6 separate regions of the Mus musculus genome follow, and all the other regions are linked to region 2. A link is a loop called in an ENCODE intact Hi-C map of the cell type or tissue named here. Cell type or tissue: gastrocnemius. All regions are shown on one strand. Each heading gives the region's core, and the rest is flanking DNA. Links, peaks and the distances in the headings are about the cores only.

Region 1 (4,919 bases), core at 349-4,348, 430 kb after region 2:
ACATGCAGGAAAAAGCAAGCTCTAAGAGATGAAGCAATCATCTAGGCTAATAGAGAATTTGCATTTTAATTCACGGATGTATTTTTGTACAAAGTCAATTCTGACCCTAAGGCTCTACAGGATCCATCTTTTCAAATGCTCAAATAATTACAGCAAAAACAAAGCAACTGACCAATATGAATATTATGTACCAGCTCTGTAAAGAGCATTTTAGATACATTCCTTAATACTTTACAGCAACTCCAAATACGGCAGGTGTTAGGGAGATGTGGATGGGTGGATGGTTAAGGACCCTACAAGACATTCACTGCTATTTTACATCATCACTACTTATAAAGGAAAATAACCTGAAAGTTAAAGTCACAATGATACTAAAGTGGGCAGCCAGTGCATGATTCTGTAGTTCTGAAAGCCCAACATTACCCCATCCAGACAACCAAAGGATTATGTTCCCTCTGGGGACAGAGGAGGACCCCTCTCTTCATCTCACCTGGCCTCTCCTGCATCTTGGACAAAGTTCATCTCCAAAGAAAAGTGCTGAAGCTTTCACCACTGGTGGTGGCAACAGCCTGGAAAGGCCTCAGCTGAAGTTAATCTTCACCCTGAAGCACTTGCAGCTCCCTGAATGTGTCAGGTTCTAGGGAGCAAGTCATTTCTCACTCATTCTGAACATCTTGGGAGCAAAGGTGCCATGTGCCCTTCTGTCCCAGTCCATCTTTACAAGGATGCTTATGTAAGAGCAAGATCTCACAAGACTAAGATGGCGTCTACTTCCAAAAACTGGACCCCTGAGCCTGAGGTTCCTTAGTTGTGACCTCAACCCTCCTGGGCTCTCCCATATCAGCTCCAGAAACCATGAGGCATGGAGACAGGAAGGTAAACCAGAACAGGCATACTATCTGAGGTATAACAACAAAAGCTGCTGTCTTTGACTTAGGGGTTTCCTACCTCTCAAGCAGCCATGAAGCTTACAGGCAGGTTTGTCAGCTTTCATATCAGGACAAATACTCATCAATCTTTTCCAGTCTGTTTCTAGTACATGAAACAGCTACTCACCTTTAACCTGCAACAGCCCATGTGAAGCCTGTCCTGAAGGCTCTCTCATCTACAATTCCCACCAACTCCAGGGTTCCACATGGTTGCTGGGAAAAGGTTTTCATCACAGCACCTTTAGAGAACTAGTCATCAAATGAGTCCCAGCTCAAAACTCATACTCAGCACACATGAATAGGACTGCTTCAAGCTTGATGCTAAGCTCTATCAGGGGAAGGCATACCACGAAAACAGCAAATCCACACAGCTGGACTCCCGCAAGATCACAACCTTGCATACTTCAATGAACACTATCAAGAAAGTAAAATGCAGCACACAATAGGAAAAATACCAGCAGATCATGTCTTATATCAGACTTTTCTCTAGAATATATAAAGAACTTAGACACTGGATTTAAAAGTGCACAGGATATGAATAGGCACTTCTCCAGAGATTTCTCTAAGAGCCCAAAAGCATATGACATCATTACATAAATGCCAACTGAAACCATGCTGAGATACTAACGTGAGAATGGATGCTGAGCAGCACAATTAATAGTTACATTTGCTGCTGTGCTACACACAGCACCATGTGACCAAAAGCTTATCTGGGCTCTGGTCCCAGAGGATTTGAATCCATCTCGGCTGGGAGGCATGACATCAGGGAGCCACCTGCAAGCATGGTGCCAAGAAGGTGAGAGCTCACATTGCAAGAGAGAAGTAGAGAAAGCAAACTGGAAGCAGGGATAGGCTATAAAATCTGGAAGCCCTGAGACATCCATCCTCCAGCAAGACTGCACCTCCTAAACCTCTCCAAACAGCACCACCTACTGGGGACCAAGTAATGCAAATACCTGAGCCTAGTGAGGGCATTCCTCGTTCAAAGCACAAGCATCCAAGAATAATTTAGTAATATTAACAACCCAGGGTCCACCAACTGGTAGATCTACAAAATGTGGTATAGCTACATACTACATAATGGAGTATTATTAAACTATAAAAATAAATGAAGTGCTAACTGATTAAATGCTGATGGATCTAACAACACAGATGAACCTTGCTTGAAAACAAGAACACTCCAACCACAAAAAACCACATTTTATATAAAATTCACTTCTATATGAAATGTCTGAAACAGGTAACTCCACAGCTATAGAGCCATAGTAGATCAGTGGCTCCTGGAGAGACTGGCGTGCAATGCTAAAGGACGCAGGGTCTGCTTCCTTTCTTTTCCCTTCCTCACTTCCTTTCTTGTTGGTCTCCTCTCCTCTCATCACTATACAGCCCAGGCTGTCCTTGAACTCACAATACTCCTGCCTCAGTCTCTTGAGTAATGAAATTATAAGTATATAATATCACACCTTGCCAGGGGTTGTGGTTTTGAAATGATTGTGGTAACGGTTATGTGTATCCATGAATATAATTTTAAAAACCCCACTACATTATACATTTTACATGGGTAGATAATAAAATGGACAAATTACAAAAACGAAAAGGCTAATGGACTGTTAGATGGCTGGAGGAAAGACTAAAGGAAAAATAGACTGATATGGTGGTTTGAGTAGGAATGGCCCCATACGAAAAGATCTTTACCAGTCCTAATTCACATAGGGGGCTAATATCCAATATATATAAAGAACCCAAGAAGTTGGACTCCAGAAAACCAAATAACCCTTATTAAAAATGGGGTACAGAGCTAAACAAAGAATTCTCAACTGAGGAATACTGAATGGCTAGGAAGCACCTAAAAAAATGTTCAACATCCTTAATCATCAGGGAAATGCAAATCAAAACAACCCTGAGATTCCACCTTATACCAGTCAGAATGGCTAAGATCAAAAACTCAGTTGACAGCAGATGCTGGCGAGCTGGGATTGCAAGCTGGTACAACCACTCTGGAAATCAGTTTGGTGGTTCCTTAGAAAATTGGACATAGTTCTACCAGAAGATCCAGAGATACCACTCCTGGGTATATACCCAGAAGATGCCCCAACTTGTAATAAAGACACATGCTCCACTATGTTCAATGCAGCCTTATTTATAATAGCAAGAAGCTGTCTCCTGATATAGCTGTCTCCTGAGAGACTCTGCCATGCCTGACTAATATAGAAGTGGATGCACACAGTTATCCATTAGATGGAGCACAGGGTCCCCAATGAAGGATCTAGAGAAAGTACTAAAGGAGCTGTAGGGGTTTGCAGCCCCCTTGGAGGAACAACAATATGAACTAACCAGTAACCCCAGAACTCCCTGGGACTAAACCACCAACCAAAGAAAACACACAGAGAGACTCATGGCTCTAACTGCATATGTAGCAGAGGATGGCCTAGTCGGTCATCAATGGAAGAAGAGGCCCTTGGTCCTGTGAAGGTTCTATGCCCCAGTATAGGGGAATGCCTATGCCAGGAAGCAGGAGTGGGTGGGTTGGGGAGCAGGGGAACAGGGGAGAGGAAAGGGGATTTTTGGAGAGGAAATTAGGAAAGGGGATAACATTTGAAATGTAAATAAAGAAAATATCTAATAAAAAAATAATAATAAAGAATGGCCCCATACATGCATGTGTTTGAATGCATGGCCTATAGGGAGTGGCATTATTAGGAGGTGTGGCCTTGAAGTAGGTGTGGTCTTGAAGAAGTTGTGTTGCTGGGGGTGGGGCTGAGGTCTTAGAGGCTCAAGCTAGGTCTAATAGATCAATACACTTCCTGCTGCTTGCAAATCTGGATGTAGAACTCTCAACTCTTTCTCCAGCACCATGTCCGCTGCACACTGCCATTTTTCCTGCCATGACAGTAATGGACTAAGCTTCTAAAACTGGAAGCCAGTCCCAACTAAATGTCTTCCTTCATAAGAGTTGCCATGGTCCGGTGTCTCTTCACAGCAATAAAACCCTAATTAAGACAATTAAGCTTATGGAAAATTCCATTAAAACAAATTTTAAACAAACACTCTGCCCATAAAATTTCTTCAAAAAAGAATCTACATACCATATTTATAAATTTATTATTTACTAACTTAACTGTTTATACAAAGGCAATTAGGATTAATAAAGAGCAAGCTGATATATACACACATACATGTGTGTGAATTTGTTATACATACATTCAATTCAGCACAACAGAAGCTAATGGAATATGAACGTACTCTGTGGCTTCAGGCAAGCCACTTTACCCCTCTGACTTTAGCTATCTCTTCCATCAATGTCAGGTTATTTTCATCAAACTGTTAAGAGAGAATAAGTCTGGAATAAGGTCTAAAAGCAGTGGAATTACTTTATATTACTAGAATAGCCCTTGCCAGATAGAGAGTAAACAAATAAGAGTGAAACTACAGACATGTAGCAGGTTTTTGCAAAATAAAGCATTAACACACATAAGCTTCAGTATAAATATACCTGAATCTAAATTAACTTCAAAAGTAAGATTTGTCAGTAATCTATGGCATGGCAGCAGCTATAATGCTCTTTGTAAAAAATAATTTCTACTAGAAATTAACCGACCAGTAAATCATACATATGAACATGGAAAAATCATTTCTTTGTAAAAACAACTGTGGGGGGTGGAGGGAGGATTGCACATGTGGATGTCAGAGGACAACTTGTTGGAACCAGTTCCCTCCTTCCACAATGGGGTTTCCAGAGATAAACTCAGGTGTCCGGCTTCATGGCCAGTGCATCCAGCCATTCTGCTGGTCCATAGGAACATTTCTGCTATTCTCTCCAAAACTATTTTATATTTTCAGTCTACAAAATTTTAATCTGTTACAGATATGAGAAGAGACTATAACAGAAAAATGTTCATCTAGAACAGGAATCAACCAAGCCCAGTTCACTGCTGACCAACCAGCATCTGTTTGTAGGTTGTTTACAGGTACTCCTCAGCTGAGTCTAGT
Region 2 (4,919 bases), core at 353-4,352:
GACCAGAGCACCTAAGACCTGGAATCACTCACTGAAGAATCCCCGCAGAAACAAGGTTGTCTCAGCTGATGGTTCCTAGTGGTCAGCAAAACCTATTAAAAGCCATGGTGTGGCTCTGAGAACTCTGAGTCAAGAAGAAAGTGCGGGCCTGGTGAGATTTCTCCTAGAGCCAACAGGTAGAACTTTGCTCCCATCTCTGCTGCCGCCGCCCGAGGTGCCCCTCACCCCAACATTTACAATAGCAAGCACCTTCCCTTCTATAATGTAAAGCCAGGGTCTCGGCCACCTCGGCCTCCCCTTCTAGAACCACCTCGAGGGATGGTAGGTATGTCTTCACAAGACTTATTCACATAGTGACGAAACCCGTGTGGACCATGTGTCCGTGGCCCTCTTATCATTTATATAAAGCCCCAAAACTGGCTGATCGGTCCTTTCCTGGGAGGACAGAGACTTGGGTCCAAGGTTGTCTCCCTTCGATGTTACAATTTTTGTTACGTTGTCGTTCTATTCAGGGCAGAGAAAAATGAAATCTTAAAAGAGTTGTTATTTTTGAAAGAGAAAAGAATCTTGGAAATTTCGAGGGCATTAGAGAGTCCCCTCCCCCGTTGTAGCCCTGGCAGAACTGTTAGGAAATCCATTCCTCTGAGGTATGTGTGTTTGCACTAAGCACATAAAATCTGTGTACATGTTCATATACAGACACACACACACTGTTCTTGGGAAGTGAAGATATGCTATCCAGAGCAAAGGCAGGGAGGAGAAGTGTTAAAGCGCATCTCTGTGCTGCACTGCCCTCTGCCTAAGACACGTGCACATGATGGGGCTTCCTTGTCTAAGGATGTCACTGTAGCTTTGGTGGAGAAATTCCTTAAGTGGCTTCTGATGGTCACACTTCATCTTCTGGCTTCGGATATGACACCTATAAGCTGGTGAGTTCTACTTTCAGGAGCCAATCGTGCGTGCTCATGAGCACATCCACACACATAGGAGAAGCTAGACCTTCCCCATAAAAAGGAAGAACAAAGGCAGGATTCCTGTGAACTTAAGAGAAATGCAAGCTTGTAGCTAATGAAGAAATGGAAACTAAAATGGTATCAGAACACAGAGGCTCATTTCCTCAAAACTTGATGATGGCCCCTGTTGAGGGGACCAGAAACCCGTCTTTATCTTAGGATTCCCAGGCCCCTCAGCTGCCCTGTAAAGGCTCATGTGACCATTTTGTCTCTCAGCTCTTTGAATTTGGCCTGTGTTTCTAGGAGACTTGAGTCAGGGACTGTATGTCTGGTCACTCAGGTAATTCACTACACAACTGGGAGAGGAGGGCCACTTCTACCAGACAATGTAACTGGATCCTTCCCAGTGATGTGGAGTGCTTCTACAAAGACATGATTGCTAATTGATTCTGTAACACTGCCATCTACACGTCATGATTCTCTCTGAGTCAGTCCCTTCCCTGTGCCTGATACCTTGCTCAGTAACCAGGACCTAACAATACCTCAATAAAAATCCTCAGAATTCAGAAGCAAGGAACTGGAGAAGATGGCCTTCACCTCGCTCAGACCCAGAACAAGCAAATATTGTAGAGAACAAAATGTTATGAGAACATGCCTGCTTCCTGGGTTATCCTTTAGAGAAGACATACAACACTGCAGTTGACATCTCTGGTTCTGAGGTAGAAAGGATCTGGGTTTTGAGTCACGGCTCCACAACTTACTGGGTCCTACTGAGCATGCTCCCAAACTGCCCCACGGCTGAATCTTCTATTCTGTGAGAAGTCAGTGAGACGAAGCCTCTATGGAGGGCCTGAAATGTGGTAAGACTTGCTCTATGCATCTCAGCTATAGTTGGAAAGTTACGATGTCAACTAATCAATTCAACAACGATCCCTGAGAGCAGACTTTCCCGCACCCAGACTTCCTATCCCAGGCGGGAGACTATGCCCAAAACCTACAAAGTGCTCAATAACAGCTGTCGGATGGAGGGGAGGAAGAAGGGGAAGAAGAAAGAGGAAGAGGAGAGTGGGAAGAAAGTGAGGATGCATGATGAAAGATGATGAAAGAGAGTCTGGAAAGTGAGGGGTCACTGACGGGGTCATAGGGGTGCAGCTCCTGTTCTGCCATCTCTAACTCTGTAACTCTGAGCTAGTCCATCCCTCTGCCTCACTCTGGAATATTTTAAGATGGAAGGTCCCTTCCCCAGCCAGCATCTGGTGGTGCCTGTCTAGTGGAGAGCAGAGGGGCAGGTGCTTGTTCCTGTTTGCAACACTTCCGCTGGCCTGAAGATGGCACCTCTGAGTCAGAAAGAAGCCAGTTTCTGCAGCCTCAGCTTCCAAGCATCTAAGTGCCTAGCAGACGGGATCTAGGGAAATCTATTGCTTGTTGCCTGAGGCAGTGAATGACTCCGCTTCCTTCCTTGCCTACCCCGCTTCTCCCAGTGCCCTCATATGGGGAGGCAGCTGGCTCTGTCATCCAGGTCCTGTTTCTTGCTGGTTGGCCTTGCGCAAAGGCACCCTGCTTTCCTGAGGACTCTTTCACTGTCAGCAAAAGGAGAATTACAGTCCCGGACTTAGTGCGAACTTCACATCAGATGCAGAGCACCGTGCCAAGCACCTGGTGGGGGACTCGTGAAGGATGGCTTCCATTTCTTCCAGGCCTTCCCCAGAATGTGGTCAGCACAGGAGAGGAATGAGTGGGACGACGAGGGAAGAGGAGATGACTCCAGAAAGATGACGTCACTCTGTGACAGGATGCTTCTGCTCGTATATGCCTGGTACTGCGGGGAGTGAATAAAGTCCTGAGTGAATGTTTGTTGGTGACAGGAAAAGGGCCACGAAAGTGGTCACGTCAATGCCACCAATGCCTCAGACTCACGGGAATTAGAAAGCCTTTCCCTGGTGCATGGATATTGGATACTGGCAGAAAATGTCCAGGGCAGCTTCCTCCTCCCGTGTGTTCACAGCCCGAGACTGCTCCCCATAGAGACCCCCACCAAGACTAGTTAAGTCTGCCCTCCTCCTTCAGCTGCATACTACACACTTGTTCAGCTGTGGACAGCCAACCCAGCTCCTTAGTACGGGTGTATGAAATGAACTGCTGAGTTCTATCAGAGCACATGACCCACCTGGTCCCAGCTTTCCTGCGCCTGTGCCTTTGTGCCTGCTTTCTTTTATTCCCTGTTGCCCCAGTCAGGTCAGTCCCTAAGCTGTTCAACTGTGTCCCTTCAAGGACCCATGTCTGTTTACTCTCCCCCTCGTCTCCCAAAGCCAGAGAGCAACGGTTGCCTTTCTGAATGAATAATGCAGCGGCTGCATTACGATCACCCTGCCCTTTGCTAGGCCTTTTGTGGGCTTTGACCTTACATATGCATATAGAGCTGCCATCTTTCCATATCCAGCTTCTGTGGCATGACCATGCTCTGTAAATGCATGGCTTTTACCGTGCAGTTTACTCTTCATATACTGAGCACCTCTGGGCACATGGCTGCCTGCTCAGTGTTCAACAGATGAGAGGTCCTGGAGGCTTGGCTGGCCTTCAGGCCAGAGATCCTGCTGCTAAGAAGGATGCACAGAGCCATCCAGGGTAAAGAAGACTCAAACGCTAGAAAATTAAGGCAAAAGACCATTGTACACCATTCCTCACATTCACATCCCAAGTGTTCTTTGGTTGTGATCACTTGATCTCTGTAGAGAGCTGAGTACCACCATCAGCAGATGGGGAAACTGAGTCTGTGAAGGAGACTTACCCAGGATGGCAGAGCCAGACAGAAGGACAGGGTCCTCTACTCCAATGAGCCAGTCTCAAGAGAGTGGGTCCTAGACAACAAGTAGTTTCAATGGTGTGAAAATGAGAACCACAGTATATTTTTAAAAATCATAAAGAGCTGGCTTCTGTCATGTGACTCACCAGCCCCAGGCCTGCGTGAGGCTGGGGTTGTATTTGTCCCAACACAAAGCTTTTAAGGAATGAATTGCCATGATCCTTGCATTGCGTTTGAAGAAACGCAAGCTCTCTTGGGGAATGGCTAGGTTGCAGGTCACAAGTTACTACACAGAGCCATGGTAGCGCAAGGAATAAGCCCCAAGCCTTCCCTGGGGAGTGGAAACTGCAGAGAGCATGACACATGACTTTTTTTTTTTCAAGGATGCTAACAAAGAGTTCAAACAGAGAAGGCATGTGATACAGAGGTCGGGGGCAGAAGACAGGGTATCCATGGAGAAGCTTGGGAAACGGATCTGCTCTGTCAGGACACTGAGACCATGTGTGAAACACAGCCTTCAAGAGCCTCTTCCCAAGGAGACTGCAGCGCTCTAAAAATGCTCCTGGGGAAGGAAAGCACACCAAATTTCTAATCTGTGGGGGGAGGGAGGGACTCTGAGGAAAAGGAAATGTCCCACCCACTCTTCCATGCACCCCCAACCCCAAGGAATCTGGGCCACCAGAGCAAGACCCTCTGGGTTCTTATTAATGAGCCTGTCGAAGATTCTGCCCAGCGTCCACAGACCGTGGAAATAATTCATAGCGACAGAGCGTGTTTATGTGGGATGACTGCCAACCTCTGGTTTCTTCAGCCTCAGTGCTCCCTCTCGCTCCACTGACCAACCAAGGCCTGTTAGGAGTCTGCCCTCAGCGACAGAAGCCAGAGAACACCCAGATGCTCCCCTCCAGAACCACCTGTCCCCAGCAAGGTCAAAGAAGCCACTCTCTTGGGCTCTGTATGGTCATCGCCCTGGTAACCTAAGAGGTTATTTCTCCCTCCCTAACCCAGTGAAATTCTGAGGGGGCTTTCTGGCTCCTGGTACATTTCTCAGAAATGCACTGGAGAGGCTTGGCATGACCTCAGGGAGAAGGCTAACCAGAACACAGATGCAAAGAGCAGAGCTTGCCTCTTGCCTCAGCCTGCAGAGGCCAAGGCTCAGCCCC
Region 3 (4,919 bases), core at 429-4,428, 160 kb after region 2:
TTTGATCCTGTCTAGATTGCTTACAGAACCTAACGCTGGATAGATGTCTAGATCTAGGTGAGCAGCTGTCCTCTTCATGGAATGGTGGCAAGGGGGAGTCATACGACCCATGTGTGCTGCACCGGATGCTTTTTGAAGTACGTTAGGCCCGCGAATGAAAAGAATGTATGGTGATCTGATGGCCATTGGTGTTGTCAAGCACGCAGCTGTTCTGAGCTCTCCCATCTTACTGTTGGGAGTGTTCAGCTGACAAGCCCGTCACTTCTTGTCAAGTAAAAATATGAAGCAGGAGCCCAGGAGACACGAAGAGGCACAAAAGCACAAGTGGTTTTTGGAGGAGCTTTGTAACAGTCCCCATTTGGGAACGTCCAGATGTCTGTGTGACGGTGAAGCGATGAACAGTAAGTAGATAACCCGTAGAAGAGAATCAGTCCTTCTCAGGGGGAGGTTGCAGCGGGTGGACTCTGGATTCTAGAGCAGCCTGAACTCCATAAAGAGTCGTCTGGGAGAAGGGGAGGAGGAAGAAAGCAGGAGTGTGGTGGGGCTTGCTGGCTGAATCTGTCAAATCACATCCATCCGCACCCTGGAAAGGAGTCCGCTTTATAGAAAAGAGACCTCACTAAACATAGCTTTTTAAATCATGCAAAACAGCGTTTGGGATACAGCTCTGATGTCGAGCGTGCCTGAGGCCCTGGGTTCCATCCCCCAGTATGGCTTAAGTTAGACATGGTGACACAAACCTTCAGTTCCAGCCCTGAGGGGGTGGAGGCAAGGAGATTAGACGTTCAAGGGTATTCTCTTCACTTCTCCTAGCTTTCGATGGTATAGAAATCAGAACGGCTGGCTGTAGGCGTAGCTCAGTGGTACAGAAATCAAATAGGCTGGCTAGCGGTACAGCATGCATTCCATGCACCATGGCTGATTAGCTTGTTTCCTTACACAACACGAGACCACCTTCCTGAGGATGGCAATGGCCACAGAGGACCCTCCCACACCAATCATCAATCAAGAAAATGTTCCAGAGACGGGCCCACAGGCCAACCAGATGGGAGCAATTCCATAATCCAGGCTCCCACTTCCCAGGAAACTCTGATTTGTGTCAAGATGATGGAAACAAATCTTAGTACAGTGGCGCATAGCTGTGACCCCAGAACCCTGAGAGGCTGAGAAAAGATTGTGAGTTTGAGGTCAGCCTGGTCTACCAAGTAAGACAATATCTAAAGAAGGTAGCAGGGAGAAGTACAATTTGAGAGAATCATACCTGTAGGGTCTTCTAAACCAATCATTATGCAAATATTCATGTGTATTTGGTGAGTCCTAAATACTATTCCAGCCACTGGGAGTTGGGATTATAAAAGTACAAGTTGCTGAGGTAGATCTGATATAGGGAATGGCTTGTTCCAGGTGTTCTTTTAAAGTCCTCTCACTATCCTACTAACACAATTGTTAGCAAAAGCCACGTCTTTCCAGATATGGAGACTGAGGCATAGGGAGATTTTTTTCCCTGTCAGGCTGACTAGGAGAGTCAGACCTGGAATTTTAGCCCAGAAATTCCAGCTCCAGGCACTTTCTCTTCAGACACCCTGGCAGGTTCTAACCTCTGCTGTGTGTGCCCTGAGGTACCTGGGAACCCGACTCAGAATGCCACCTTTCTCAGGTCAATTGGATGTCCTCCAACTCTCAGGCCTAGTGAGGTTAAGGCTCCCAGACTGGACTCCCAGTGAAATAAGATCCCGCATGGCTTGGAGCTGACGCAAGCCGGCTGCCTCTACCTGCAGAGCTGCTGAAAAGCTTGCCTCTGGGGTGTGGAGGAATGTTCTGCCTGGCCCAAGAGCTGGATTTTACTATGGCCACCCCTCCAAGGCTCTGCCCACAAATAGCCTGTCCAATAACTCTGCTAGTTTCTGGCTTGACGGGATGAAAAGGATATGTCTGCCTCTGGGACGTCAGCACCACTTCAGGAAGCAGTGTGGGGACGAAGCCAAGGGCATGCTGAGCCAGCAGGGACTGCTCAAACTGTTCCAGCAGAAGGCTGGGGAAGGAGCCTGGAGGTCATGTGTGCCCGGGCCTCCCACTGTGCAAATAGGAAAGCCAGGTCCAGACAAGGGAGGTGGCTTGCTTCCTCCTCAGGCTCCTGCGGCTGCCTTGTGGAACACAGGAAGATGCCAGTCTTGGAAAACTACACCCCTGCCCCAGCCTACCTATGTAACTTAGCATCCAAATCCTTTTCTTTTTTCTGTTGTTCCCAGAGAGTGGCCTTGAACTCCACTCTCATCTCCAAGTCACAGAAATCCTCCTGCTTTAGCCTCATGGATACTGGGATTACAAACACGCACCATCGCATATGGATAGCATGCAGGTCTTCGATCCCATCTGTAGGATGAAGATGATGACCGCCCTGGAGAAGGCCATCAACCCTGCTCAGGTGGCTGTGGTTACAGCAGTCCCTCCTTGTGTGCTACCTCACCTGCTCTGTCACAAATAGTCTGAGTTTCAAGAATTAACTTCTCTCCATTGAGGCACAGCCTGTGTTTCACACTTTGACTCTTCCCTGGGTGCTGGAGGTTCTCAGGCTAGCAGCAGCAGCAGCCTCACCCAGGAGCTAGCTGAAAATGCAGAGGCTCAAGACTCACCCAGCCCTGATGAACAGGCTCTGCCTCCCGACAAGGGCCCCACCCCACCCCCAAATGTCCTTCCTTCCCATCACTTTTTCCTTCCTTCCTTCCTTCCTTCCTTCCTTCCTTCCTTCCTTCCTTCCTCCCTCCCTCCCTCCCTCCTGGCCTTTTATTTTTAATTTTACTTCTTTACTTAAAAAACAAAAAAGGGTCCTAGCCATGTACCCCAAGCCACTCTCAAACTCTGGGGTTTAAGCAAGGCCTAGTGGTACACACGTGATCCCAGCACTTAAGAGGCTAATGCAGCAGGATTGTCCCAAGTTCATGGACAGCTACAGCTACATGTCAAGAACAGATCTCAAAAAAGAAGGATCTGGGGCTATCTCTGATGATAGAATGCTTACCCAGCACACACGAAGCCCTGCCACCTGGCTTGCCCCTGCCACCACCTAAACCTGTTGTGTCAACACTGGGAACCAGTAGGGTTATTTTGTTATTTGGGATTTTGAGTTCAACCTGGGCTAGAGACCCTGCCAAAAAAAGAAAAAAAAAAAAAAAAAGAAAAAAAAAAGAAAAAGAAAAAGAAAAGAAAAGAAAAAAGAAAAAAGTCAGGAACACCTGGATTCAAAGCTCAAGAGATCCCCCTGCCTCAGCATCCCGAGCATGGACTTGACATGGACACATTATCACTGGGTAGTTTTGGTAGACTGAACACTGGGCTTTAGTGATCTGCTACTGATAAGCAACACGGATTGAACCACACGTTTTTAACCATTTGGAAAATACTTTATGAATTCGTATTACCCATCTCAAGGATAAGGAGGCTAAACTTGAGGTGGGTGGTGGCACACCCCACATTGTGAGCCTCTGTGAGTCCAGGCCTCTCTGCCTCAGTAGAACCTGAGGTTATGATGAGTCTGAACCCCACTTTCCTGGTCTGCTTGTGAGTCAGACACAAGCTGAGAGCTGGGGACCCCAGTCTCCATCTTCTGCCAGAGGCGGGGTGTGTTCTGAGACCAGGAAGGTGCTAATGACTACATGTGGTTAGACAAGCCTGAGATACTACATGGCTGACCTGTGGGTCATGGCGACCAATGGGCTCTGCTCCCCACCACAGCCATCCTTTCAAGCTAATGAAGAGCACCAGCACTTCAGATCTGGCAAAGCTTCGAGCTCAGAAAGAAAGAAAGAGGGAGTGTGACAGTGGCCTTCCTCATCACCACACACCCATATTATAGTGAGGAAAAGGCGGTCCAGAGAAGTATTGCAACCTGTTAAAGTCCACAAAACAAATAAGCATGTATCTGGGGTTCAAGTCCAAGTCTGCTTGTCTTCTAGCCTTGCTTGGGATTGTCTGGATTTTGAGCCTGCCATTCAGAGACTTGGACTGCAAAAATCCATCCTATAGCCTCCCAGGCATTGCCCTGCCAGAGAGGCAGTCAAACTTGTGGCACAGATACTTTGCATGACTTCTCCAAGTCCTGGGGTAGCTAGAGACAGATCCAGGAAACTCACACTCTTTCCCTAACCCAAAAGACCAAATACATTCTTCATTTCCAGTGTCAGGGTGTCAAGTACCCCACCCATGCCACAGCCACTCAGAGAGGTCTGATGGTTTGAGCCAGGAGGATGCTGAGAATTCAAGACCAGACAGAACTATATAAGGAATGCTAACAGATACAGTGGTCTGAGCTACACTGTCAGACTATGAGAGAAAGAGGGGGTGGGAATGAGGGGAGAGAGAAAGAAGGATAGGGAGAGGGAAAAGAAGAAAAAGGAGGAGAGAGGGGGAAAAAGAGAGGAAGGCAGAGGGGAGGAGGAGGGAGGGAAGGAAGAAGGGGAAAGGAAGGAAGAAAGGAGGGAGAGAAAAGGAGAAAGGAGGGGGAGGAAGAAGGAGGGAAGGGAGGAAGGGAGGGAGGGAGAGAGGGAGGGAGGGAGAGGGGGAAGAGAGGGAGGGAGGAAAGAGGAGAAAATGCACGCATGCATACACACACACACACACACACACAAATTGAGCTTTGGCTGGCTTCTCTAGTTATATGTCTCCCTTCTTCAGTCCTAAAACTGGGAGTGTGCTCTGTGATGCCATCACTTCCTAGAAACACAGCAAGCCCTCAAGCCAGAGTCACGATGAGAAAGACCTCTGAGCCCTCATACCCAGGCCAGACTCCTTCCTCTTGGTGCTAAGGCAAGTCTGCTCTTGGGTCACACCAACCTTGGCCAGCAAGCTAATGAAGCAAGAATGAGTGTGCACAGGGGGCTGGCCACCAAGCCCAGGACTGGGCCAGGGCAGGAGCTCCGTGA
Region 4 (4,919 bases), core at 588-4,587, 440 kb after region 2:
GCTACAAAATATGAAGAACTGTAGATGTGGATTCAAATGAACACACAACATTTTATACAGAAGCAAATGTAACAGGATCCTCAGAAACAATGCACTTTTTATTTTAAGCTGGCTAAACAATTTGGGGAAAACCCTAAAATACTAGCCACAGTTTCAGCAGAGGAGAGTGCAGGAGAAACTGAGTGTCTCATTCTTCCACCGGTTTGATTGGAAGACTCACCAGAACTGCTAAAGAGCTGCAGATCTAGCTGATTTGGCCATCTCTTATTTCTTACTCTGTCACAGAGAAGTGAAATAACCCTTATGTGTCTTTTGTCATCTCATAAAGTGTTATATGTGACCAATAAGCATAAGCAGTGTGGCTAGTCTGGAGTCTAGTGTACTGTAGGATTCTGATTTCAGTGCCCACGCTGTGTCAAAAGAACTCCTTAGGAGCTTTCATATTTATGACACATAAAAATATTTTATCTTTATTTACTTTTTAAATTATATTTGTGTGTATAGATGTTTTGACTGCATTATGTCTACGGATATACTATGGACATGAGTAGTGTCTAGTGTAGAAGCAGGTGTGGTATAGCCTGGGTTATAGGAATTGAACCTAGGTCCTCTGGAAAAGCAGCCAATCCTCTTACCCATAAAGCCATCTCTCTGGTCCCGAAAAATAGTTTCAGATACACTAGGTTAAATAAAACATTACAAATCTCTCCTTCCTCCATATTTTATGAAAGAAGGGCAGTAGAAAATTTTAAATTACACATGTGGCAAACACTGTAGTTTTATCAGGCTGCACGTGTACACATAAGTAATGGTATACAGAAACGCACAGCATGAATACAGGACTTCGTCTGTAACGGGGAAAGAACAGTGTGGGTAATGATCTCTAGAAGAATCAAGCTGCTTTCAGCTGTGCTACGTGTCGTCCTCATAAAAGCTCCTTCCCTCTGACCACAAGACATTAAAACTTTATGTCATTAAAAGAGGACTACAGTGCTTCACAAAAGGCTCCTCATGTCAGTTCTACTTCTGCCTCTGTTGTCATCTCTGCATAGCATTAAGCCAGCATCAGTTCTTGCCAATGGCCAGAGACATGATTTGGTGCTGGCCTGGCTTTTTACTGAGTGACTCCTACTTGTTTGTTTGTTTCTTTTTTTTTTTCTTCTTTTTATCTGTTTTAGTCCTTTTTATCCGAAGTTTGATCACTGAAATCTAACTGAAGCCCCAGCTCCAAAGGTCAAGAAAAAAAAACAAAAACAAAATAAAACAAAACAAAAAAAGCTGAGAAGAAAACAAAAGAATCAATAGCAAAAGCATTGTCAAAGGTCTAGAAAAATCCAAACAGTATTTAGGTACTATACATAGTCTGTTTAAAAAAAAAAAAAATCAGAGCCGGGCGTGGTGGCGCAAGCCTTTAATCCCAGCACTTGGGAGGCAGAGACAGGCGGATTTCTGAGTTCGAGGCCAGCCTGGTCTACAAAATGAGTTCCAGGACAGCCAAGACTATATAGAGAAACCCTGTCTCGAAAAACCAAAAAAAAAAAAAAAAAATCAGGAAGTTTTGCTATTTCAAAATAAAACATGCTACTGTGAACAGGAGAGCTTAGCACACAGAACAGAGCAAGCCAGTACCTCTCCCCAGAACCACCATGTAGAGAACCATCTAGCTCTTAGGTCATCAGTGAGTAAAACATCTGGAGGTGGTGACACAGCTGGAATGTATGGAGTGAGACTCCAAGGTAAGAAAGAGGAGAGGCAAAAAAACAGTCAAAAACACTTTTCCGAGAGCCCTTTAAAAGGGAACCGATCAACACTGTAAAGAAGCACTGTTGCTGCTGCTGCCTCTTAGACAAGAAAAAAAGAGTGGAAAGCCAAATAACCGCTCGTGGCATCCAGCTAAGGTCTGAAGACCGCCTAGTTGTCTGTGGACCTCCACACCAAGAACCAAGTTGCAAATTCAATAGGTCATTTTGTATCAGAAGGTCAATTTATGAAGCACCTATAATTTTTCAATTATAAGAATATATTCTCTGGGTTCTGTTGTGACCCAGACAATAACTTTTTTTTCTATTGTGGGTTCTGTTTTTTTTCCCTCATCCCAGAAATTGGTTTTGATGTACCCAACACTTAAGATTCTCAAATAAGGGAAATAAAATCTCCATTAAAAAAAAAAAAAAAGCCAACGGGCAGTGTGTTTCACACTTTTAACCTTCTACATTGTTTCAACTGAAAAAAGGACAAAATTATGAATATGTATGTATTTTAAAGTGATTATAAAAGTTAACAAATCGCCAGGCGTGGTGGCGCATGCCTTTTAATCCCAGCACTCGGGAGGCAGGTGAATTTCTGAGTTCGAGGCCAGCCTGGTCTACAAAGTGAGTTCCAGGACAGCCAGGGCTATACAGAGAAACCCTGTCTGGAGAAACCAAAATAAACAAATAAATAAATAAATAAATAAATAAACAAACAAACAAACTAACTAACTAACTCACTCACTCTGATCAAGAGACTTAAGACTTAGGTCAATGACTATGCTCTAAAAAGTGCTCTGATGCCATCTAGTGGCAGGCAGGTCTCCTACAGCATGGGACAGACTGACTGGTCTAACTTTCTCAAACTGTAGTAGTCCCTAGACTATTAGCAGCACCTGGGAATCTTGGAAATGCAAATTCCGGCACTATTCAGAATTACTGAAACTGTGGAGGTAAATACCAGTCATCTACTTTCATGAGGCCTCTCGGTAGTTCTGATGCACTCTCAAGTTAGAGACTTCTGGTCCTCAAGTGCAAAGTCTCTAAAATGATTTTTATTCATTAATAAATGAGCTCATTTTCTAACTGTAAACAGTAACTCATTTTTCATTATAGATCCAAACATATCTTATTAAGGAACAACCTCAAAAGCCATTTACAAATCCAGTGTGGTAGTGCACACCTTTAACCCCAGTGCTTGGGACTCCGAGGCAGAAGCAGGCAGTTCTCACTCTGAGGCCAGCCTGGGTTACAGAGTGAGTTTCAAGAGAGCTAGAGCTGCCCTCTCCCCCTCCCCAGGCCATCTACCACCCTATTTACATAGTTCGACACCTGATATGCATTATAGTGGTTCCAAACTCTTAAGGTACTTAATGAGCACCAGAGGGCTTTGTCCCCAGAAAGTCCATTTTAAGGGGTTCCTACCATTAAAATAACCAACATACCTACAAAGAAATCATTTAAATTAAAGAGCTACATGGAACAAAAGCAAAGCATTAACTGCTATCAGTATGAAAGGATAGGTAGCCCATTACTGTGGCTAAAAACACAAGGAACAGGGCTGGAGCGATGGCTCGGAGGTTAAGAATCCTGAGTTCAATTCCCAGCAACCATCTATACTGAGATCTGGTGCCCTCTTCTGGCAAGCAGGCATACATGAGGGCAGAACATAAATCTTCACAATTCCTTAAATATCAACTTAGAAAACATCAAGGTTCAGTAAAACAAGGCCCACAGTGTACTTCAGTGTTCCCACTGTTTTAATTCACTTGGTACAGAACAAGAAGGTCACTGTGGAGAGAAATAACTGTGAAGAGCCATGTGGCTTATAGCCCACACCTCAAATACACGAGAGCATCAGAGACTTGCTTTACTACTTTGCCTCTATTTTTCCTATCAATGCATATGCCCAGACTCGCAGGAAACAGCTAGTTAAATCCAACACTTTAAGAACGGCCTACACTGATATTTCCAACAGCTTTTCTCTTTTCCTTTTCAAACCTTCTCTTAACAATCTCTAACACCTTCCCCCACTGCCTCTTGTCCTCACAAGACTCACAAGGCTCTGTGCTGGACAGTGTAGGGACCTTTGCCATCTTTGCTAGCTCAAACACGTTAGCTGTTCATTAGCCATTATGCCCATCCAAAAAATAGCATTTTGACTTAGGTTTTCTCATTTTTAACCTAAAATACTACAAACTCCATAAACTGATTAAGAACTACAGAAAGCACAGCAGACTGTGCTGGGCAAATCACTAAGAGCAGTTGCTCCAGTTTGGATAATCAATGCTCCCAAAAGCTGTTGTGTTTTAAATGGGTGCACGTGGAAGGCATCATGGGTAGCTGTAGAACCTTTGAAAGACTGTGAAGTGCTTCGGTTGCTAGTGCTATGGTCTTGAATGGGAATTGAGATGCTGACCCTTTCTTCCTCTTTTCTTGTTTGCTGGCAGGGACTGTGAGCTCCTGCCACAATGTGCTGCTTACCACAGGTCCCTAGAGATCATAGATGGGAACCTCCAAAACAATAAAAAGTTGTTTTAATTGAATTAGCTCAGATGTTCTGTAATGGTGACACAAAGCTGACTGACACAGTTGTTGAGGGTTACTGCTGTCCACCAACAGCTACTACGAGGTTAAAAAGGGGTCAGAGGTGTGTGTGAGCTAGAGACAGGTAATTGGGTTCAAATTCAAATTCTCTTTCTGCATCCTAGGCTTAACTTACTTCAACTCCGTGAGACTCAGTTCCCTACTGACAGATGGAGGATAAGGCTATTTCTCTCACTCAGCGATGGTCACTTCCTGAACCTTCTCACCTGGCAGAATGGGCCTAACTTATCTATGTAGCTCCTTTGCTTCTCTCCCAACAGAAGCTTTGAAAATGGCTACACCAGGAGGTATATCCCAGGGCAGGATTAAGAAAGATGCTAATAGCACAGTTAAATGCACACCTCACACGTTTCTAAGACATATATCACAATGTAGGGAAATTCCACCAGCACAGGAAGTAGGCAACTCTAATACTACACTAAACACTAGCTTTTTTGGCCTTTTGCTGAACTTGGATAAAAAGTTGCTATAGAATGTCCAAGAGTGCTAATACCTGCTCAACAGCCAGCTCTCAGCTTCCTGGGCAGAAGCGTGTTAGAGCAATACTTGCCTGTATCCAGAGGG
Region 5 (4,919 bases), core at 591-4,590, 180 kb after region 2:
CAATTCTACAGACAGGCAATCTCTATCTTCCCACCACGGACGGAGTCTGGCTGCAGAATGAAGTGTGGTATAGCTCAAGCTGCTTCCTGGGTTCTCTTGGTGCAGCCTCCACTTCAGATCTTACTGTCTCCTTATTTATTCCCTTATCAAGCACATCTTGTCCTTTGTGAGGTAAGCCAGGAACTATATTTAGCAGTGCACGCTAGCCAACTTCCATTTATTATTCAATGTGGTTATTTTCTGAAGATGGAGCTGATGAGATGTCTTTAAAAACTCACCAGAGAATGGGAACCAACTACTGGGAGGGGTGGGGTGCGCCCAGGCTCAAACAGAACGGGAGTTTGGTGTGATAGGGATGGTTGTTATTCTGCCAACACAACAACACAACTAGCTCTGTAAAGTCTTCTAGGTACAGCAGAGGCAGGGCACGGAAGTAAGAATTTGAGCACCTCTTGGAGTCCACTTGTCCTTGACAAGTGGACACCTTTTCCCCAAAAGACTGGCCTTTCTGACAAGAGGAGATAAACCTGAGCCTGAGACAGGGGCAGGAAGGGCATCCTGTCAACAGGTAGCATCAAGAAAAGCACCAACACACCTCTAGGCTTCCCTATGCTGCGTCCAATAGAGCAGAGAATAAACTGGGGTTGGCCATCACTTCCCAGATGCAGGACTTAGTACTAACAGCAGAGAAGACCTGAGCCCTTGGGTTTATCTTGCACCTAAAGGCATGACCTGTGCCTTTGGGGGTTTTGTTTCATTTTGTTTGTTTGTTTCATTGTTTGGGGGGGTGGGGATTGTTGCTGCTGTTGTTCCAAAAGGCCACCAGAAGTGCTGTGTCAGCTGCCTACCTCTCCTCGGTGGAGAAGACGAACTTCCTGAGCTTCAGGTCCCCCAGCACGATGGCCGACTGGTGGCAGTGGGCGACGGCGGAAACAATCTGCTTGAAGAGCCGAGCGGCCTCCTCTTCCCGAAGCCGTTTTCGGCTCCGCACATAGGAGTGCATGTCTCCAAAGTCCTTCTCGAAGAAGACGTAGGCCTTGCTCTCACCAAGGAGCACCTCCACAATGCCAGTGATGTTGCTATGGGACGGCAGCTGGATGTAAGGCCTGATTTTGTCCTGGTAGTGTTTAATGGGGAATTCCTGTGGGGAGAAAAGTGACCTGTTTAAGGAATGAGAAAGACAGAGGGCCCGCCTCCAAGGTCCTATCTGAAGCTGGGCTGGAGTTCTCCATCTTTGGGCTTTCAATGGCAATAAGCCCCATTCATATATTCTTTTCTGGGTAGCCCCTCAGAGCTCCAGCTGTTAGGATACCCTTACAACAAACCAGCTACACTTTGGGATCTGGGCTAGCACACTCCCAGAGCCCACCCCCTACTGTAGGGTGACTAGAAGAACTCCCTTCTGCAAATGCTTTTGTCTTTTAGGGGGCCATCAGCTCCTGGGAGCCAAGCAAGCCCAGCTCCCTGCTGTAGCTCTTCCTAGCAGACAGTAAGTAGCTAGGGGAAGGTACCCCCGGCATCCCTAAGAGTGAAAAATCAACAGCTAAACATGCATGCATCTCCTGCGAACCCAGGAGGCTCAGCAGAGCACAGTCAAAGAATGTGGTGACTTTGCAGCCTCCACGGGAAGCTGAGGCAGCAAACACGCAGAGCTGTCATTAGTCAGAAGGAACTGATGACTTGGAAGGAGAGACTGACAAAGCGGCCTTATGCAGCCTGCCTATGGCTGAGACTCAGGTGGAAGCAGCCTGTAGTTACCTTCTTACAGGAGAGGATAGGCACCTCTATAGGTCTTCTCTTTTTTCCTGTTTGTTTCCTCGACCCCCATCCACCCTGGTTGGCCCCCCTCCCCAGAACGGGTAGCAAATCCTCTAAGAAGCTGGCTGGTCTCTTTAAGGGCCTTTTGTTCAGCCCGGTTACTCATATCCTAGACGCAACTGGAAATGGTGACACACGGGCTGTCACCATCTGGATTCGGCTATTATCTGCTCAGAGGAACTGGAAGGGGTTGCACAATGACCCAGACCAACCCCACCTCTGAGGTGGCTGCTCTAGTACCAACTTGGGAAAAAAATATATATCTGCTGCCTTCTCCTCCCGCCCCATCCGTTTCTCTCCCAAAACTGTTCTCATCCACCAAGAAGAAAGAGTTTCTCTCTGTGCTTGACCACGCATCAGAGATTTCACGAGAGTGGACAGTAGGTGGCAGCAGCAAACGGAGAGGTGGGGCGCTCACGTTGGGGGGGGGGGGGGGCGGAGGGGGGCTTTCAGGTGAGTTGTTGGAAACCCAGATGCCACTTTTAACTGCAGGAGAATGAAAGGAGTCAGTGGGGCTCTCAATGGCCCAGAGATGGGGTGTCCGGCTCACGAAGAGCACACTGCGAAGCAGTCCTGGGCTACGCGCTCTCCCAGACCGGCCATCCTGTATCTAGTTGTACTCCTGTTAATGTTGCAATGAAAATCGCCGGCTCAAACTAAAGCAAGTGGAAGCGAGCCTCTGGAAGTTTTCCAATACTCCGATGCTGGCCAGAAGCCTTCCCACGCTTAAGACCACCCCATCCCAACACTTCCTGGGGTGGGCTGTATGCTGGTCCCAACAGGAGTTCAAGCCCAGAAACCCCTAGGTAAAAAGAAGCCCGACTTGGTCTATACAGAACCCATGCCGCGAGCCTCGCGCAAAGAGCTTGCCAGTTGCTCCAAGTCCCGAGGAGGCACACACTGCAGGGCGTCCTTCCAGGACAGGGGGAGGAGGGGGATGAGAGCAGGGCAATGGCATGGCCCTGGAACCCATTGCAATTCCAAACTTAAATGGAACGCCACGCGCTAGCAATACAGAGCGCCAAAGAAAAGAACAGAGATAAAAGAACTGAACCCTGCACTTCCTCTAGACCGCCTAACCCTCACCAAAAAACACTCCACAGGAAAGCACTCAACCTCCAAAAACACGAAGCTGACCAAAATACCCTCCTTATCCAACTAAACGCCCTTATCTGCTCTGCCAAACCCAAGCGCTGGCGGGACTGTGATCCCGGTGGGCCGGAACCTAGGCACTTCTGTGGACGATCCAGACCCGCAACCTCCGCCCCAGGATGCTTACCTTGCAGCGCAGCTCGCGGCCGGTGTGGATGCACAGTGCCCGGGACACATGCTCGCGCTCAGCTAGGGGTAGCAGCAGGTAGTCGGCGATTCGGCTGGGCCCGGGTGAGCTCACACAGCTGCCGCCGGTCCCCTGCGTGGAGGGCGGAGGCTGAGGGCTGCAGGGCGAGCCAGGGGGACTGAGGTAGTCGGGGGGACTCGAGCACTCAGAGAGGCGCGGACACTTGGCCGCCACTGCCCCCGCGTCGTCCGTGTCCAGCAGGCGTTTGGCCGGGGTTCCCCGGGCAGCCGGAAACAGTAGACCCGGACCGCGGGGCTGCGAGGCGCCGCTCAGGGCAAAACGCACGGGACCGACCCGCATCGCGGCCCTGGCCGGAGCGGCCCCGGCTTTGTAAATCCCTGGATCTGCGCTGTGACTTCTTCCAGTCGGCGGGATGGAGTTTGCAGATAGAGCTTGGATCGGTCCCCAAGAGGAGCCGTTCCAGGACGCTGGCGTTGTCCACCAGAACCACGTTGGCCACGCGTCCAAGGGTGGGAGGCCGGCTAAGGTCTCCAGACCCCCACAGGCACCAGGTCTGGGCGCCTCGTTGGCGGTGGCCGCCGCTATTGTTGCCGAGGCTGTGGATAGTCCGGGACGTGGAGACGGCCCGAGTTCCCGGGTGTTGAGCCTCGAGGACAGGATTCCACAGGCTCCTCGGCTTCTCCGAGCAAACGCACTTCCCAAAGCAATTAGTCTGGCGTAAAAGCCGGTACAACTTTTCCGCGCCGCTCGGAATCCTGCGCGCTCCTGGGCTCCAGGCGTGTGAGCGAGCGAGACGCGCTCCAGGAGAGAGAGAGAGAGTGACCGACTATGAGTGTGTGTGCCGCACTGATCCCGGCCAGTGCACTCCTTCTCCTTTTCCTCCACCTCCTCCGCCTCCCGGTGACTCACGCTGTATACACACACACACTCACAGCCCGGGCTGTGTAAACAGTTGGGAAGCCGGGTTGTGCAATGAGGTGGCTGCGACGACTCCGGCCCCGTCGCCCGGCTTGCAGTCACCGGAGCGGAGGGAGGAGACTAGGGGGGAGGGGAGGTGGAGTTGGAGGCTGGAACTGTAAGGGGTGGCTGGAGGCCTGGGGATGCTCCTGACCGCGCGCGCCGAGGCGCAGGTGGGAACGTCCTGGGACGCCTTGGGCGCGCGCACACGCCCCCCGGGTTGGGCTGGGCAGCAGGCTGCGCGCGCCCCACCGCAGGCCCGCGGGCCCGTAGCCCAGGGAGGGGGCGGAGGCAAAGCTCCCGTGACGTCAGGTTCCCGGGGAAGTGGGCGGGAGGGGCGGGGCAGCAGGGGCGAAACGACCGCTGATTGGTGCGCGCGCATCATTCACACAACACAATGGAGCACCGAGCTCCCGGCGGCCGCGCGCGCACCTCCTGGCTGCGCACCGGCAGCTGGCTGAGACCCAGTGGTCACGCCTTTATCCTAGTGGGTCCCCCCCTCCCCGCCGTTCTGCACTTTGGGGAGCTCCCGGTGGAGCTGTGGGCGCCGTCGAGTCGCGGCTGCAGCCGGAGGAAGGGGCGAGAGGAAAGGTGATGAATTCCATTATCAGTCATTCACCCCCACGCGGTAGTTCCGGGGAAGACCTGTGCGTGGTAGTGAATGTGGCTTTTTTTTTCTTCCCCTCTTTTCCTGCCCCCTCCCAACTCTAATCCCCAGCGTCTGTTCGCTTCCACAAATAGAACCTTCTGTTGGATGAAATAAAAGCAAACACTGGGCCTTCTGCTCTGCCTCCACCTCCACGCCCCTCCCGCGCCTGCCGCCCGCCCGGATTGCACGGAAATA
Region 6 (4,919 bases), core at 419-4,418, 150 kb after region 2:
CTCTCTCTCATCAGGCAACTACAGAAACAAAGGTCATATTGTAGAATTCATCTTATAACTGGAAAGGAGCAGTGAGCTACTGGAATCACTCATCCCTTCGAGATCCTAGGAAATCAATGGCAGGAGTCCAAGTCCAGATGGCAGGAGTCCAGTAATCCAAGATGGCTACAGCAGCAGAAAACGAAATTGATACATAATTTTCTAATACTGTAATGCACAAAAATAACAGGTCAAATGTGTAGGCTGACTCTAAGTAAACAGTGGTCCAACGGCAGCTTCAGTATCCCCCATTTCTATGTGATTTTAACCTTACACATTTTCATCCACAGCTGAGCCCATATGAAAGAAATCAATCCTGGGATGCAAGAAATAAAGAGAAAACTCGAATCCAGTGAAATGAAGACATGAAGCTAGCTGAAGACAGGAAATGTGGGGCCAGGTACATGCATGGCTAGCTTGGGAACAGAAGACACGGTCACAGAGCCTCAGGGCATGGAGCCCTGAAACTGAGACCTTTATAGAAAGTCAGGACTCTGACTGCTTCTCTTTTTTATTTATTTAATGTGCCTTGGTATTTTGACTGAATTCATCTATGTAAGGATGTCAGCCCCTGGAACTGGAGTAAAAGACAGTTGTGAGCTGCCATGTAGGTACTGGGAATTGAACTTGGGTCCTCTGGAAGAGTAGCCAGTGCTCCTAACCACTGAGCTATCTCCCCAGCCCCCAACTGCTTCTTAAAGGCACAATGAGAATAAGTGCACAGCTGAGGATGTGTCGAGACTGCCATTAGATGTTTTTAAAAGTCTGTTGTGGGGCTGGAGAAATGTCTTAGCAGTTAAGAGCACTGACTGCTCTTCCTGAGTTCAGATCCCAGCAACCACATGGTGGCTCACAACCATCTGTAATGGGATCCAATGCCTTCTGGTGTGTCTGAAGACAGCTACAGTGTACTCATATAAATAAAATAAATAAATATTTACAAAAAAAAATTTTTAATCTGCTGTATTTTGCCTGCACATACGTCGAGCCTCTTGCAGAGTCCAGAAGAGGAACTGGAGTTACAAGCAGGTGTGAGCTGCCATGTGGGTGCCAGGAATTGAACCCATGCCCTCTGGAAAATCAGCCACTGCTCTAAACCTCTTAGTTATCTCTCTGATTCCCATGGCACAAATATTAGACTGAAGCCCAACACTAGAAATGCAGAGACAGGTGGGTCTCTTATGATCTTATGAGTTTGAGGCCAGGCTGGTTTACACACTGAGTTCTAAGCCAGCCAGGGCTTATATAATGAACCACTGTGTCAAAAATACCAAAACAAAACAAAACAAAAAAAAAAAAAATCCCTCTTCCATGTTCCCTTATCTGTGCAGCAGCCAGAAGATGCCGCCCACATTTAGGGTCCACCTTCCCACTTCAAATAATCTAATCAAGAAAACCCTCACAGGAACACTTGGCACCTGGTCTTATTGATTCCAGACACAGTTAAGTTGAAAAACCAAGATTAGTCACCTCAAACTCTATACTTGACTTGGATACATTTTATTTATGTAAGTTCTATCATGAAAAATACTATTGCTGAGCCAGTGAGATGGTTCAGTGGGTAAAGACGCTTGTAACCAAATCCCCAGGACCCATAAAATGGAGGAAGACAATGGACTCCCACAGAGTGTTCTCTGACTTCTACGTGCGCACACACGCGCTCAAGCACACGCTCGAATAAAATGTAAATAAAACCCTCAATTAAAATAAAATTGATAATACAAATACCATAAAAATCAAAAATGGAAAAAGAAAGGCTTGGCTTGAAGATGAAAAACGGGGACAAAGTTAATTTAGAAGGCTCAGAGCAGTCACTTGATCAAGAGGAACCTCATACTGGACTCCAGGCTTCCCAGAAACCAAAGCGAAAAGAGGAAAAGAAATATGCACATCTTCCATGTCCATAAGAGTGAGAAAGGGGAAAAAAATCAGTGTTGGTAAAATAAAATCCACTCATAGAGAAAAGTTACCTTTTGAGTTTTATGTGGAACCCAGAGAAGGAAGTGACTCATTCGGCTGAAAACCAGGAAATGCTACAAAGGGAGAAAGAAAAGAAAAGGAAAAAAATAGCCCTTGCTGCTCTGGGAAGGCTGGATAAACGGGGGTGGGCTCAGCCTTGGAGTGGGAAATGCCGGCTTAACTCATTTCCTAGCCGCCCTGCAGCTCCACAGAGGCACCGCAAGAGGTCAAGGTCTCAGTAAGCAGGAAGGAGGCTGGGGCTGAGTGCCTCGGGCTGTTTCTACAGAGCCCGAGGACAGGATGGTCACTCCAGGGCAAGCCGTTCACGGTTCACCAGTGTCCATAGACCCATGCAGCCTGGGTCAAACCTCAGCTGTGTCCTGTTCCGGAATGTCCCAGAGACATCCAGCCTGTCGTTACTGGTCAGTGGGTAGGAGAGGGAAGCTGGTCCCCCAGGGCTGGCAAGAGAATCTGTAACCCAGGCAGACCAGGTTAGGATTTCTGAATCCTGGTTCCTTCGAGTCCCAATCAGCTGAGGGCTGCCCCTGCCCACAGGGTGACCTCTTCTCGAGCCGAACCGGAGGTTTCCTGGTCTTGGTGAACTGCCCACACTCGGGAATGCGCTACTCCGGAGACGGAGCCTGTGTGTCAGCTCTTTTCCCACATTCAGGGTTTACAGCTGACAGAAGTGTGTTTCAACAGGATTTGCTGAGAGAAGATGAGGCCATAATCCAGGAAACTGCCCTGATAAATCACCCATAAACTAACCCGTGTGCTAACGGAGCATTCTGGAACGTTCTTCATTTGGAACGGGAAGTGTTGGGATTTAAACAAGACTAAAGCGGAAAAGGTTGCACCAGAGGGAAGAGCAGCGATGAGCTGCTGTGAGGATACCACACCCCACATTTGCTTTTTCCTTAGTTCACAAAACCATTCCACACCTGTCCCCCAAACCCCAGGGCTCACTGGGGGGTGAGAGTCACAATGCTGTTCTCTGGCAATTCATCCTATGATGTCACATCTCATTTGATCCCAGAAGGAAAGCTCTGAGACCCGACTTCTTAGAGAGGAATTAATAGCTTTTTGCTAGAGTTCTCTTGGGGAGATCCTAGAAGCTCACTCTGACAGGGCACCAGCCCCTTTGCTCTCATCTCTGTACCCTTGCCCTTCTAATCCTTCTTGCCTGGGACAGTGGGTTTCCAAAGTGACAACAGAACTGTCCCAAGCAAGGCTCTGTCCCCAGCCTATGAACTGTAGGCTTTCCTCGTATGCTGTAGGTTAGCAGGCCTGGAACAGATTCTATAGAAGGCCTTGTTCCTTCAAGTCTGTGTTTGACACAGTGCCCTCCAGGTGGGGCCTGCAGCTCTCCAGACTGAGCAAGAAGATCAGGGTGCCCACTGTTCACCCATTGGAGTGCCAGCTCTGTCAGGGATATATTAGGTGCCAGGGAAGTTCTTAGAGATCCTCGCCATAGCTGTGCTCATATAGAACTCTGAGGTTTCCAAGAACTGTCAGTCAAGCCTCCCACAGCAACTCAAGACAGACTCTAAACTCTGTGTGGACAGGGAAACTGAGATGTAGAAAGAGCTACCGGTCACAGGGCAAACAGCAGTCAAACTAGCCAGGAGTTCGGGCTATCAGTCTGGAAAGGCAGGCAACCCTACAACCCTCCTCCACTCGTCTCCTCGACCTCTAGAGTTGTTTCCTACCCTGCTACATGGCTCAGGCTTCTAGAACAAGGCCCCAGGGCCACACCGTGAGGATTTGTGGTTCGGCTACTTACTGGTTAAACAGTCGTGGGTGGATTACTTAACTGTGTACCAAAGTTTCCTCATCTATAGCACTGATACTGGCACAAGCCATACACACGGCATGTCAGAGACAGGAGCTAGGAAGAAGTATGACCCCAAAGGCCACACCCTGTGTGCCTTACTCAGTGTTCAAATGTAGGGCAGATGCTTCGTAGATCTGAGGCTTCCTCTTGGCCAATGAAAGCTTATTGAAGACAGAGGTGGTTGCTGGTGACACAGGCCTGTGGAGAGCTGAATACTACTGGGTTGTTCATTTTAGAGTGGTTGATTTGGAAAGAGGACAGAGCTCAATCAGTAGAGTGCTTGCTCAACATGCATGAAGTCCTGGGTTCAGTCACCAACACTAGATTAATTCGATATGGCAAGTCACACCACATAATCTCAATGTATGAGAGGTGGAAGCAAGAAGATCAGAAGTTCAAGATCCATTCTCAGCTACATAGTTCAGGGCCAGCCTAGGCTACATGAGACCCTGGCGCAAAAAGGCTGAGGTGATTTTATGTTATTTGAATTTCACCCAAACACAAAAACAGTATAATTTGATATTTTTATATGAATATTTGAGATGGAATCTTCATATATATATATATATATATATATATATATATATATATATATATATATATATATATATAATGTGTGTGTGTGTGTGTGTGTGTGTGTGTGTGTGTGTGTGTGTCTGGCTTGCAACTCCCTATGTAGACCAGCCTGGCCTTGAACCTATGATGGATGGTCTTCCAACCTCAGTTTTCCACTCCTCAGATGAAGAACCCACACTACCACACCTGGCTATGTTTTATGTTTATCCATCTTACTTTACTTTGTGTGTGTGTGTGTGTGTGTGTGTGTGTGTGTGTGTGTGTGTGTGTGTGTGTGTTCACATGTGTGCACACATATGTGTGGTTGCATGTGAAGGCTAGAGGTGGCCAACGTTTAGTGTCTTCCTCACCTTACTTTTAAAGATATTTTTTAATGTGTTTGCCCATGTGTAGGTATGTATGCCACATGCATGCCTGATGCCCTGCAGAGGCCAAAAGAGGCAGTTGGATTCCCTGGAATTGGAGATGCTAATGATTGCTAGCCGCAGTATGGGTGCTGGGAACGGAACAC

Evidence for each region. Peaks named below come from ENCODE experiments on the same cell type or tissue, not always from the same donor. Only the 100,000 strongest peaks of a DNase experiment are listed, where the experiment ranks them.
Region 1: a loop joins it to region 2, with 6 times the contacts of the local background. A loop is called at or near these places in 39 of 42 quality-filtered maps.
Region 3: a loop joins it to region 2, with 2.8 times the contacts of the local background. A loop is called at or near these places in 24 of 42 quality-filtered maps.
Region 4: a loop joins it to region 2, with 8 times the contacts of the local background. A loop is called at or near these places in 39 of 42 quality-filtered maps.
Region 5: a loop joins it to region 2, with 3 times the contacts of the local background. A loop is called at or near these places in 26 of 42 quality-filtered maps.
Region 6: it touches region 2 in a loop (2.4-fold over the local background); 11 of 42 quality-filtered maps call a loop at or near these places.

The regions. Positions count from the first base shown.
Region 1 is chr15:59,394,328-59,399,246 of GRCm38, reverse strand. All of the region lies in intron 2 of Nsmce2 (NSE2/MMS21 homolog, SMC5-SMC6 complex SUMO ligase), which reads right to left. Among named protein-coding and RNA genes, the nearest start is that of Nsmce2, 23 kb to the right of the region's middle. In gastrocnemius, for the core only: a CTCF peak has its summit at 1,874 (motif pointing left); a DNase peak (open chromatin) is centred at 1,835.
Region 2 is chr15:59,826,014-59,830,932 of GRCm38, reverse strand. Gm36819 (a long non-coding RNA gene) reads right to left here. Exons shown (of 3, transcript XR_384128.2): 2 at 3,742-3,811; 3 at 1-2,772. Among named protein-coding and RNA genes, the nearest start is that of Gm36819, 5.1 kb to the right of the region's middle. In gastrocnemius, for the core only: a CTCF peak has its summit at 2,273 (motif pointing right); DNase peaks (open chromatin) are centred at 2,307 and 2,574; H3K4me3 peaks cover 517 bases; H3K27ac peaks cover 378 bases.
Region 3 is chr15:59,662,689-59,667,607 of GRCm38, reverse strand. No RefSeq gene overlaps it. Among named protein-coding and RNA genes, the nearest start is that of Trib1, 16 kb to the right of the region's middle. In gastrocnemius, for the core only: no CTCF peak of the experiment used is centred there; a DNase peak (open chromatin) is centred at 2,008; H3K4me3 peaks cover 613 bases; H3K27ac peaks cover 2,725 bases.
Region 4 is chr15:59,387,055-59,391,973 of GRCm38, reverse strand. The region is part of intron 2 of Nsmce2 (NSE2/MMS21 homolog, SMC5-SMC6 complex SUMO ligase); the gene reads right to left. Among named protein-coding and RNA genes, the nearest start is that of Nsmce2, 15 kb to the right of the region's middle. In gastrocnemius, for the core only: CTCF peaks have their summits at 2,567 (motif pointing left) and 3,391 (motif pointing left); a DNase peak (open chromatin) is centred at 2,554.
Region 5 is chr15:59,647,701-59,652,619 of GRCm38, reverse strand. It overlaps Trib1 (tribbles pseudokinase 1), which reads right to left and starts at 3,966. Exons shown (of 3, transcript NM_144549.4): 1 at 3,098-3,966; 2 at 849-1,141. The coding sequence starts at 3,457. In gastrocnemius, for the core only: a CTCF peak has its summit at 2,177 (motif pointing right); DNase peaks (open chromatin) are centred at 3,192, 3,401, 3,570, 4,414 and 5 more places; H3K4me3 peaks cover 4,000 bases; H3K27ac peaks cover 4,000 bases.
Region 6 is chr15:59,678,176-59,683,094 of GRCm38, reverse strand. No RefSeq gene overlaps it. Among named protein-coding and RNA genes, the nearest start is that of Trib1, 32 kb to the right of the region's middle. In gastrocnemius, for the core only: a CTCF peak has its summit at 2,216; DNase peaks (open chromatin) are centred at 2,310 and 2,564; H3K4me3 peaks cover 1,425 bases; H3K27ac peaks cover 3,478 bases.